2 separate regions of the Homo sapiens genome follow, and region 1 is linked to region 2. A link is an interaction called in ENCODE POLR2A ChIA-PET data of the cell type or tissue named here. Cell type or tissue: Caco-2. All regions are shown on one strand. Each heading gives the region's core, and the rest is flanking DNA. Links, peaks and the distances in the headings are about the cores only.

Evidence for each region. Peaks named below come from ENCODE experiments on the same cell type or tissue, not always from the same donor. Only the 100,000 strongest peaks of a DNase experiment are listed, where the experiment ranks them.
Region 1: POLR2A ChIA-PET joins it to region 2 with 11 read pairs; 2 of 35 experiments call an interaction of 5 or more read pairs at or near these places.

Annotation. Positions count from the first base shown.
Region 1 is chr22:25,282,658-25,288,034 of GRCh38, reverse strand. LOC105372969 (a long non-coding RNA gene) reads left to right here and starts at 4,969. Exons shown (of 3, transcript NR_188583.1): 1 at 4,969-5,053. RefSeq lists enhancers at 4,405-5,337, 5,338-5,377. In Caco-2, for the core only: no CTCF peak of the experiment used is centred there; no DNase peak of the experiment used is centred there.
Region 2 is chr22:25,220,394-25,225,770 of GRCh38, reverse strand. It overlaps CRYBB2 (crystallin beta B2), which reads right to left. Exons shown (of 6, transcript NM_000496.3): 2 at 4,288-4,367; 3 at 735-853. The coding sequence starts at 4,341. Among named protein-coding and RNA genes, the nearest start is that of CRYBB2, 3.4 kb to the right of the region's middle. In Caco-2, for the core only: no CTCF peak of the experiment used is centred there; a DNase peak (open chromatin) is centred at 2,130; H3K27me3 peaks cover 421 bases.

The DNA.
Region 1 (5,377 bases), core at 316-5,315, 62 kb before region 2:
CGCCGCATATGATTTATTCTGTTCTCTTACATTGAGAATGTTCACCTTTTCACTGAGGCAGTGCTTTGCAGCTTCCCTTTGGCATATCTGAACTGCCAGCATTGTTACTCAAGCACTTTGGGGCCATCATTCAATAAAATAAGGGTTACAAAGGATCTGATACCTAAGCCAGGTACTAAGGGACCCACAGGGCAGTAGCATCTACACTGAGGATTCCTTGAACAAAGGAATCACGTTCCAGACAGAATGGTGCAAGATTTCATCTTCCTAGTCAAAATGGCATGCAAGTTAAAACTTAGCAATTATCTATTTCTGGAATTTTCCATGTAATATTTTCAGGCCTCGATTGACTCCGGACAACTGAAACTGCTGAAAGCAAAACTACAGATATGGGGGAACTACCACATGGCTAAAGCAGAGCTTTCAAAGCCACTTTTCAAAACAAATCAAAGTCTTCCAGAAAAAGTACTCCCAAAGATTTTAGGCATTTACTCCCACCTCCCTACTGCTGCCCCCAGTCGATTCTAGTTTCATATTTGCATATTTCCTTACTCATTAATAAATCATTAGCTTTTCTCTAGTATTTTTCTCACATAAGCTGCCGTAGCATTGTTTAGAGAAAACTATTTTTCATAGTTTATAAAAGCTATAGTGCCAAATCTGTCCAAATTTGGGGTTGAAATATGATGTTATAACCTATACAATATTTTTGCACATTCAAATGAATTCAAGAATTTCTGATCTCACGCCATTTGAAGAACCAAATCTTTGCCACAGCTCTCTCTAAAGAGTCAAATACTTGGTATATTAGCTATGTCTAATACAGGCTATTAAATACATAGACTCATTGGGAAGAAAAGGAAAAGACAATCCATCTGTTTATTCACCCATTCGCTCATTCAAAAGATAGATGCTGCATCCTTACCCTGAGCCAGACACTGAATCTGACCCTCAGAATACACAGTGAACCCCACTCATCCCCTGCCTTCAAGGAGCCCATGTCCAGAGGGGTTGTTAGGAGAGGACACAGACAGTCCCAACACAGTGTGACGGGTCAGCCTCCACAGGGGCAACTGCAGGGTGCCCCAGAACCCAGGTCACTACAGCTCAACGACAGAATCTAAGGGACCACGGGCAAGGCTGAAGTGAGAGAAACCAAGGGGACCTCTCAGGAAGGATCGTGTAAGTCCTGTTAGCCTGCCCCAAATAACCTAATGGAACGACAATGGATGACAGTAACAAAGAAAAAAGTACACAAAAATACTTAGTGAGGCCTGTTTTAGAGCAACACACTTTTTTTTTTTTTTTTTTTTTTGAGATGGAGTCTCGCTCTGTTGGCCAGGCTGGAGTGCAGGGGCACAATCTTGGCTCACTGCAAGCTCCACCTCCCAGGTTCACGCCATTCTCCTGCCTCAGCCTCCCAAGTAGCTGGGACTACAGGCACCCACCACCACACCCAGCTAATTTTTTGTATTTTTAGTAGAGACGGGGTTTCACCGTGGTAGCCAGGATGGTCTTGATCTCCTGACCTCGTGATCCACCTGCCTCGGCCTCCCAAAGTGCTGGGATTACAGGCATGAACCACAGGGCCCGGCCTTTTTTTTTTTTTTTTTTTTTTCCTGAGACAGAGTCTCGCTCTGTCGCCCAGACTGGAGTGCAGTGGTGTGATCTCGGCTCTTTGCAACCTCTGCCTCCAGGGTTCAAGTGATTCTCCTGCCTTAGCCTCCTGAGTAGCTGGGATTACAGGTGCCCACCACCACACCTGGCTAATTTTTATATTTTTAGTAGAGACAGGGATTCACCATGTCGGCCAGGCTGGTCTCGAACTCCTGACCTCAGGTGATCCACCCGCCTCGGCCTCCCAAAGTGCTGGGATTACAGGCATGATAAGCCACCGCACCCGGCCATGAAACATTTTAAAATGATTATTTTGAAATATTTTCACAAATTAATATTCAAGTAATTAAAAAATAGCTGTTAACATAATTTTAATAAGAGAGACTTACATTGCAAGGTTTCCTTAGGCATGGATAGTATGCTTAGAGGGTAGATTATTTTAAAGACCATGGGTTACTTTTTTTTTTCTGCTAAATTTAAACATCAGAGCCGCGATTTAATAGATACCCATGATCTGAATGAAGTCAGTGAAGTCTTTTGCACTCAGGAAGTAAACAGATCATCGTTTTCTGAAGTATGATCTCTTACTGTGCTTTCTACTTTCAATAGCCTTCTTGCATTTTTTTTTTTTCTCATCCTTCTACAGCAAGCCTTCAGGTCAAGAAGTTGTAAATCTGTCCACTCTGGTTGGATTAGTCGGGACTCTTAGGTTGCAAACGAGCCTCTTAAAACTCTACCCGCATCTTTGTAATCAGTGTCACAGAGCCTCTTTTTGAGTCATCTAATGCAGTTTCCAAAAAACACATCATCCTCCCATCAATCTAAGTTGTTTGAGATGCAGTACACTTGCATCTTGCATCTGTGTATGATGCTGTCATAGAAATTATATAGTACATCTTAAGTCACCAGTGCTATTACACATGACATTGGGAAAACTGAGGCTTCCATTAGCCCTGCAGGGACACAGCTGTGATCTTCACACCTGGCCATCTTCTCTACTGTTTTGAAAAATTATTGCAAAAGTTTTCAAACATGCAAAAGGATATAATGTAGTGAACACCTAGACCCATCACTCAGCACCTCATTGGAAGTTACCAAGATTGTAATCTGCTACTTTTCCCTACCCCGCCCTCCATTTTTTTTTCTTTTTCGTTTTGAGGCAGAGTCACGGTGTTGCTGAGATTAGAGTACAGTAGTGCCATCTCAGCTCACTGCGGCCTCACTCTCCTGGACTCAAGTGATCCTCCCACCTCAGCCTCCCAAGCAGCTAGGACTACAGGTGTGTGCCACTCTGCTCAACTAATTTTTCTAATTTTCATAGATATGAGGTTTTGGTGTGTTGCCCAAGCTGGTCTCAACTGATCTGCTCGCCTCGGCCTCCCAAAGTGCTGGAACTACAGGCATGAGCCACTATCACCACTTATCCCACCTCCAGTTTTTAAAGCATTTTAAAACAAATCTCAGTTGGGCACGGTGGCTCGCGTCTGTAATCCCAGCACTCTGGGAGGCTGAGGTGGGTGAATCACCTGAGATCGGGAGTTCGAGACCAGCCTGGCCAATATGGTGAAACCCCCGCCTCGACTAAATACAAAAAACTACACCCCCCAAAAATAACTGCCCATGAGTTGAGATTCATCAATTTTATATCTAGAAACCCTACAATATTTAGGACTCCCTGACTTTGGGTGGTGGTGGTGGGGGACACTAGGAAAGGCAAGAGAAAAAGGAATTAAGCCTTTTTCTACCACATTTATAGAAATATACAGTTTCTTCGGTGAAATTTAGGTTTGATATAGGAGTTCTTGTTCTCTAAGTTTCCCATTTGCTGGAAATTTTAAGCAGCATTGATTTTTTTCAATTAGCTTCAGATATGCTACACTCTGGAATAGGGATGTTAAACTCATGACATTGAAGAAAGGTTTGCACTTTTCCCTCATTTTCACTACTTGGCATTGCCTATCAAAGAGTAGCACATCCTGCAAAACCAACAAGAGGCATGGGCTAAGGAGAAAAGCAAGCCCAAAATATCTAGCAAGCATGTCTTCATTTGCACAATTTAGCTTTTCAAAAATAACAAGGGGACTGGTATTTTCTGTATCATAGGGCTCATAGATGGACTTGTAAAAAAAATCATGTGATGATCACTTAGCATTAGGTAACATTTAAGCAATCTTGGGCGCCTAACGCTTGAAGGCCTGATGATTTCAAATGGACAATAACTTTGGTTTAGATTCCAATATTTTATAGAATTGCATGGTTTCAAATTCACCATAAACAAGATGCCTCTTTTGAGCATCAAATTCCAAGAGCTATTTAGCATCAAGGAATCACATTAGCTGTACAACTCATGATGGTGTTAATTAGGAAAGGAGCTAGAGAAAAAAAAAAAAACCATCACTGAAGCTTTAATACACTATTTAAAACTCACTACTAACCTGAAGAACTATTTTTTCTGGGGAAGTGCTAATGATATGAACTAGCAAAAAATTTTACTAGTTCCTTAATTATAAATCATCTGAGAGAAAATTGCAACTTGGTATGGACCTCACCAAACCCCTCGCCAATTCAATCGGGCCCTCCTTTGATAATTTAACAACAAATTCCTGTCTGGAATCATCCATTCAAGTGCCTTTTTAAATGAATCCCATTTCAATTTTTTAATAAAGTGCCACCAGTAGATCTGCAAGTTGAGAAAAGCAGCTCAGGTGACACACGTGGCACCAAAAAGATTATTGAGTGGGTCAAAAATCCTGCCTGGGCACAAAATAGAAGAAGAGCCTAAGAAGGTGACTAGACTTAGGGACTTCAAGAAGAACAAGCACTGAAAACAGCAGTTTAACTACCTCGGACAGTAAGCAACAAGCCTGCAGTCCCCAGATAAGCGGCCCAGAGGGAGCTGAGGGGATGGAGTTGGAAAGGGGGACCACAGAGCCGGGGAAGAAGCAGCGACCAAGAAGGAGCGCAAAGGAGTGACAGGCAACGAGCCCACAGGGACCACACCAATGCAACAGGAAGAACCACGGGGATGGGACAGGACAGGACAGGGCCGGGGGGAGGGGGCGACAGGGATGGAGCTGGTCCAGCCAAGTCATAACCAGCCCCTCCCTGGGGCGCTCGCTGCGCGCAGGGCGCCGCGCTGGGCACTTTGGAGCGCTCTCTCCCGGAGTCCCCCCCACCGGCCATCCGATGCCCCATTTCAGAGACTGGAACGGGGAGGCCGGCCCCGCATCGCCAGTTCCGCGGTGTCACCCGCACCCAGGACAGCGACGACTCAATGCCCGACCCTCCCGGACGCAGGAGGTCGCTGACGGCCGCTTGGGGACGGCGGCGTGGGGACCAGCGCGGGCCGGGGCAGCTGGTACCTGGGATCGGGCAGGACGGTCCTCTTGCTGGCGCGGGCGGCCGGAGTCGCCTTGCTCTTCTCCATGGCCATCAGGTAACTGGCATCTGCCAGCACAGCCTCCGGGTCCGCCACGTTGGCGAGTTTTGGCGGCGGCGGCGGTTACTCGGACCCGGATGGGACGCGCTGCCGCCACCGCCGCCGCCGCCGCCAGCTGAGCCCCGACCTGGTGGGACTGGGGCAGCCCCAGGGCAGCCCCTGCTCGGCGCGCCCCACCAGCGCCCTGCAAGCGCCGCAGGCTGTAGCCCGCCGGGGTCGCAGTGCGCCTTCCGCTCCGCCGCCTCGCGCGCCGCCCCCCAGCTCATTCCGCGAGGGTCTGCGGGGAGCTCGCGGCCCGACGGTCGGTGCACCTCAGCGCAC
Region 2 (5,377 bases), core at 183-5,182:
TGAGAACCTTGAGGTGTGGTATAGGTCACCTTAGGATTTCCAGCCATATCTGACTTACTGGCCACCAGCGGACATTCCTACATCCTGAGGCTTTTACAGAGAAGGAGTGACGAGAGAAACTGTGGTTTTGTGTCCCAGACTCTGCAGGCTCACATAGGACTATGCTCAGCTACATCACATAAGGTGAGCCAACCATTCAGCTCCCCTTCTCTCTTGGATAGAGACCTGGCCCCCAAGTGTGCCAAAAAATCTGTAAAGACCCAGCATTGTCAGGATTCGGGAAGGGAGGAGTGGATGCAGGGCTGGAACATCCAGCCTTAAACCTCCCAGGAGTGAGGACACTCCTGGAGCCAGAGATTGGCAGTTCTAAAAGCTTCATCAGTCACTATGTCCATCTTCCTGCCTTGAGGAAGTGGCTGACCTCTGTATCAGGCTTTCCACATGACCCTCTCCCTTCATCCCCAGAGTACATGGTTAGCCTCATCCTACAGAGGAGGAAACTGAGGCTCAGAGGGGGAAGGTCCTGGTCCAACACCACACAACCCAGAAGGGGTGGAACCTGGATTTGAACCCAGCTCTATCTGACTGCAAAGCATGAATTATCTCCATAGGCTGCCAGACCCCAAAACTTGGTTCCCAGATTTGCAGACAGGAGCAAGGGTAGATTCCCCCACTCCACAACTTGATCACCTCACCCAAAGTCCCTGACCAGGAGAGGCCACCCAGGTACTTACGGTCCAGCCTGCACTAGGACAGAACCTGCCTTCTCCACGCCAGTTTCCTTCAGGTTGGGGCAGGGCCCATTGAGCTCATGCGAGTGGCCTTGAAAGTTTTCCTGCTCAAAGATGATGATCTGCAAGAGGAAGCGAGACTCAGACCCTCATCACGATGAAGAGGAGTGAGAACTGGGTGGTAGACGTGGGGAGGGAGCTCAGAGAACCCAAAGGATGCTGAAGGGTTCACCTCCAGAGTGACAAATCAAACATAAAATCAAACAGCCCTGGCTCTGGCTATAAGCAGCCGTGGGACCTTGAGCCTGCATTTCTCCTCTCTGAGCGTCAGTCTCCCCGTCTGTAAAATGGGAAATAAAGACAGAACCTAGGCCAGGTGTGGTGGGCTCACCCCTGTAATCTCAGCATTTTGGGAGGCTGAGGTGGGAGGATTGCTTGAGCCCAGGAGTTCCAGACCAGCCTGGGCAAGATGGGAAGACCCCACTTCTAATTTTTTTAAAAAGAAAAAGAAACAAAGAGAGAAACTGCCTTGTGATATTGTTTGTTAGAAGGATTCAGGGGAGCATAATGGTTAGCACACAGTATTTGCTCTGCTTGTGGGAGAACTAATTATGACATAATTAAGACATAATTATGTTAATTAAGAAATATGGTACAGATTCCAGTAAGTGGCAGAGCTGAAACTGGAGCCCAGGCTTGTCTGATGCAGCTGAAATGGAAGCAGCATGTTGCAAATTCTAACACTCAAACCTAATGTTCTCATCAGCCCAAGGGAGGGGGCTCATGGGATCCCCATCAGGGAAACTGAAGCTCTGCAAAGTGAAGGGACCCACCCAACATCCCACATCCAAGCATTAACCATGATGCTAGCTGCCACCTTTCATGGTTCCAGTGAGGTTTTTTGTTTTTTTTTTTTGAGACGGAGTCTCACTCTGTCGCCCAGGCTGGAGTGCAGTGGCGCGATCTCGGCTCACTGCAAGCTCCGCCTCCTGGGTTCACGCCATTCTCCTGCCTCAGCCTCCTGAGTAGCTGGGACTACAGGCGCCTGCCACCACGCCCAGCTAATTTTTTTTGTATTTTTTTAGTAGAGATGGGGTTTCACCAAGTTAGCCAGGATGGTCTCGATCTCCTGACCTCGTGATCTGCCTGCCTCGGCCTCCCAAAGTGTTGAGATTACAGGCGTGAGCCACCGCGCCCGGCCTCCAGTGAGAATTTTGGAGGCAGAGGTTTTCCAGCCACACTTCCCCAGCAAACTGCCCCTGGATGAAAAGATGGGCTCAGGTCAGCACACTCTCAGTCGGGGCAGCTACAGAATCGACACGGTCAGCACAGGCTGGGTAAACATAGCCCTCTCTCCCAGGCCTGGGATTAGCCACACAAAGAAAGGGAAAGGCACAGGGCTTAGAGGCAAATTCCACGGGCTCAATCCAGCCTTTACAGTCAGTGACCCAGCCCTTTACGGTCACTGACTCGGCCAGAGATAGGGTCAGGAGACAAGGGCTCCAATGTGTCCTCTGTTACATCCAGTTGCACAAACCTAAAAAGCAATTCAATACTCTGGGCCTCAGGTCCCTCATCTGTCAAATGGGGACTCAAGAATGTGGAAGTTCGGGGCTAGAGTTTATTATTACCCTGGCCTGGGAGACCAGGGCTTGTGGGTGGTTAGCACATAGTATTTGCGCTGCTTGTGGGAGACATAATTATGTTAATTAAAAGACATGCTACAGATCCCACGTGAATAAGTGGAAGAGCTGAAATTGAAGCCCAGACTTGTCTGATGCAGATGAAATTGAAGCAGCACTTTGCAGACTCTAACCTGTGCACACAACACTGGGATCTTGATCAAATGCAGTTTCTGAGGTAGCAGGCCTGGGGTGCCCACCTGAATAGGGGTAGGCAGGTGAGGAAGAGCAGTTTCTCCATGCATTTGAAAGCCCAGAAGCTCAGAGGACCCAGGAGCTCAATAGCGTTGTTATTAATCAATAGAGTAGAGGGCAAAATTTTACAAATTATCCAATCCTTTAAGCCTGCACTGTCCCACACAGCAGCCATTAGTAACATATGGCTACTGAGCACATGTAATTAGTCCATATTATTACTTATACTGTGCTATAAGCGTAACATACACATCATATTTTGAAAATTCAGAATGGAAAAAATAATGTAAAATATCTGCCTAATAATTCTTATATTGATTATACATTAACATGCTCATCTTTTGGATATATTGGGTTTCATAAAATGTAATATGAAAATTAATTTCACCTATTTCTTTTTACTTTTTATGATGTGGCTACTAGAACATTTTGCATTACCTATGTGGCTCACATTATAGGTCTAGTGGACAGAGCTTCTTGCTTTTTTCCAAACTCACCCAGTTCATTCCCACCTCGGAGTCTTTGCGCCTGCTGTTCCTTTTGTCTGGATGCTCTCATCAACCCTGACCCCCATTTTTCATTTTTCTGTGGAGATGGGATCTCACTATGTTGCCCAGGCTGGGCTCAAACTTTTGGGTTCAAACAGTCCTCCCACCTCGGCCTGGCAAAGGCACCCCCAATTTTCATATAGCCGCTTCCTCACTTGACCCAGGTGTCTGCTCAAAGTCAGCTCCTCAGAGAGACCCTCCTGGACCACCTGAGCTAACACAACCACTGTGACTCTCAGGAGCCCCTTCCCCTAGTTTACAATTGTTTGTAGCACTTCTCACTACTGGAAATCATATATTCATTTATTTATTGTCTGTCCTTCTTCTGGAAAGTAAGCCCTAAAAGGGACAGATTGGGGTGAGCAGGTGAGGGGCTGTATCTGCTCAGGCTTCCCTGGCCCAGGAGGCACTGAGTCAGACAAAGGGGCCATTCCTGAAGGAACCTGTGCCCGGGGCTACCAAAGCAGGGAGGCACAGGAGGGCAGTCAGGTGGCCGTGCCTAGATAGAGGTTTGAGGGCAGACTGGGTGTGACAAGCCTCTGACGTTGGGATAAGATCCTGCCGCCCTTGGGTGGACAGGTGGATGAGAAATCAAAGGCGGCATTATTTGCTGGTGTTAGGTGGATGCGCACCCCAGGCCGGGTGTTAGGCTGAGCCTGGTTTCTTTGGCTCTCACAACTTCCCTGTGCAATAAATCTGACTCCTCCTTTTATAGAGATGGAACTGAGGCTCAGAGGGATCAAATAATTGGCCCGGATCACACAGCAGGTGCAGAGCCAGGACTCACACCCACCTTCCATCTACTAATCCCATCTCTGACTGAGAATGAGGGTCTGCTCCAGTTTCAGGGAGCCCTGTAGACAATAGGGTGTGGCAAAACAGGTAAGGGAGAGAGAAACTGAAGTCTCCAAAGCCAGAGGCTGGTACTGGGAATCCCAGCATGCCAGCTATGGGCTGGGGAGGGACTTTCAGTATCAGCTCCAACTGTGTGGGTAGAGGAGACTGAGTCCCAGAGAGGGGCAGGGGTCGAGAGGGGGTACCCATGAAGAAAGATGCCAAGCCCATTTTACAGAAGGGCAACTAAGTCTGGGGGAGGAGCATTGCATGCCCCCTCCTCTGAGAGGTACCCACCTTGGGGTTGAGGGACTGTGGCTTGCCCGCCTGGGTCTGGTGATCTGAGGCCATGGTGGACTGTCCTGTGCAGGAATGACCTGGAAGACATGGGAAGCAGCAGTGAGGACCTGGAGGGGCCACTGGCTTTTTCACTCTGTGGGGCCTTGAGACCACTCCCCTCTGGCCCCAAACATTCTCTTTTTCTCCTGGTTTCAGACTGTCCCAGAGCTGTGGGGTCCGTAAGCAGCTACTTCAACTTCTGTCCTTAGCTTCATTTATTTCTATCCAGGCCAGCTGCAGGAGGAGGGAAAAACGAGGTCTACTCAAAGAAAGAGAGCAGTAATAAACTAGAGCTTAAATGAGGTCCAAAGTGGGTTCCCAACACTCAACCCCAGACAATGGATACCACACAGAATATAGAATGGTCAATCCCAGAACTTCTGCCTTTATGCAGTAATTTCTTAAATAAAATTGTGTGGAACAAACAAAACCTATGCATTGGCTGTATTTGGTGGTGTGGTGGTGCCCAGTTTAGGAACTCACAAAGTTCCCTGTTCCCCTGCTCCTTCTCCCACCCTCTCCCTGGGACTCCTCTCCCCATCCTGGTACCTAGATTTCTCTTCTCTGCCACTGGTTTTACTCCCCCATTAGTGAAATCATCTGATACAGAACCCACATTACAAGAAAGAGAAGAAATGGGTGCGACGGTAGAAATCCAGGCACTGTGGCAGGCAGCAGGGTAGACCTGCCTTAGCTAGTGAGAACATCAGAAAAGCCTGGAAAATTGTCAGCCTCTTCCCCCTTCCTGCAGAAGGGGTGGTCAAACCAGGCTGTGTTTCCCCAGGGGTAAGAGAGGAAGCCTGGCCTCCCTCTTCAGAGATAACGCCAGCTTCCAGAAGCCCCTTCCACATGAAAGGCCAATACTGGATGTTTCCCAGGAGGAAGAAATGCAGTTAAGCACCTTGGCAGCCAAATCTACTGCTCTCCCGCAAGAAACCAGCCCTCTGGGCTTGTCAGAGTGCCTGAGGTCCTGCCATATCACTTCCCAGTCCTGAGTGTTCACAGACTGAAGAAGCTCAGTTGGTCCAGTTCAGGAGCAGTCTCTGCT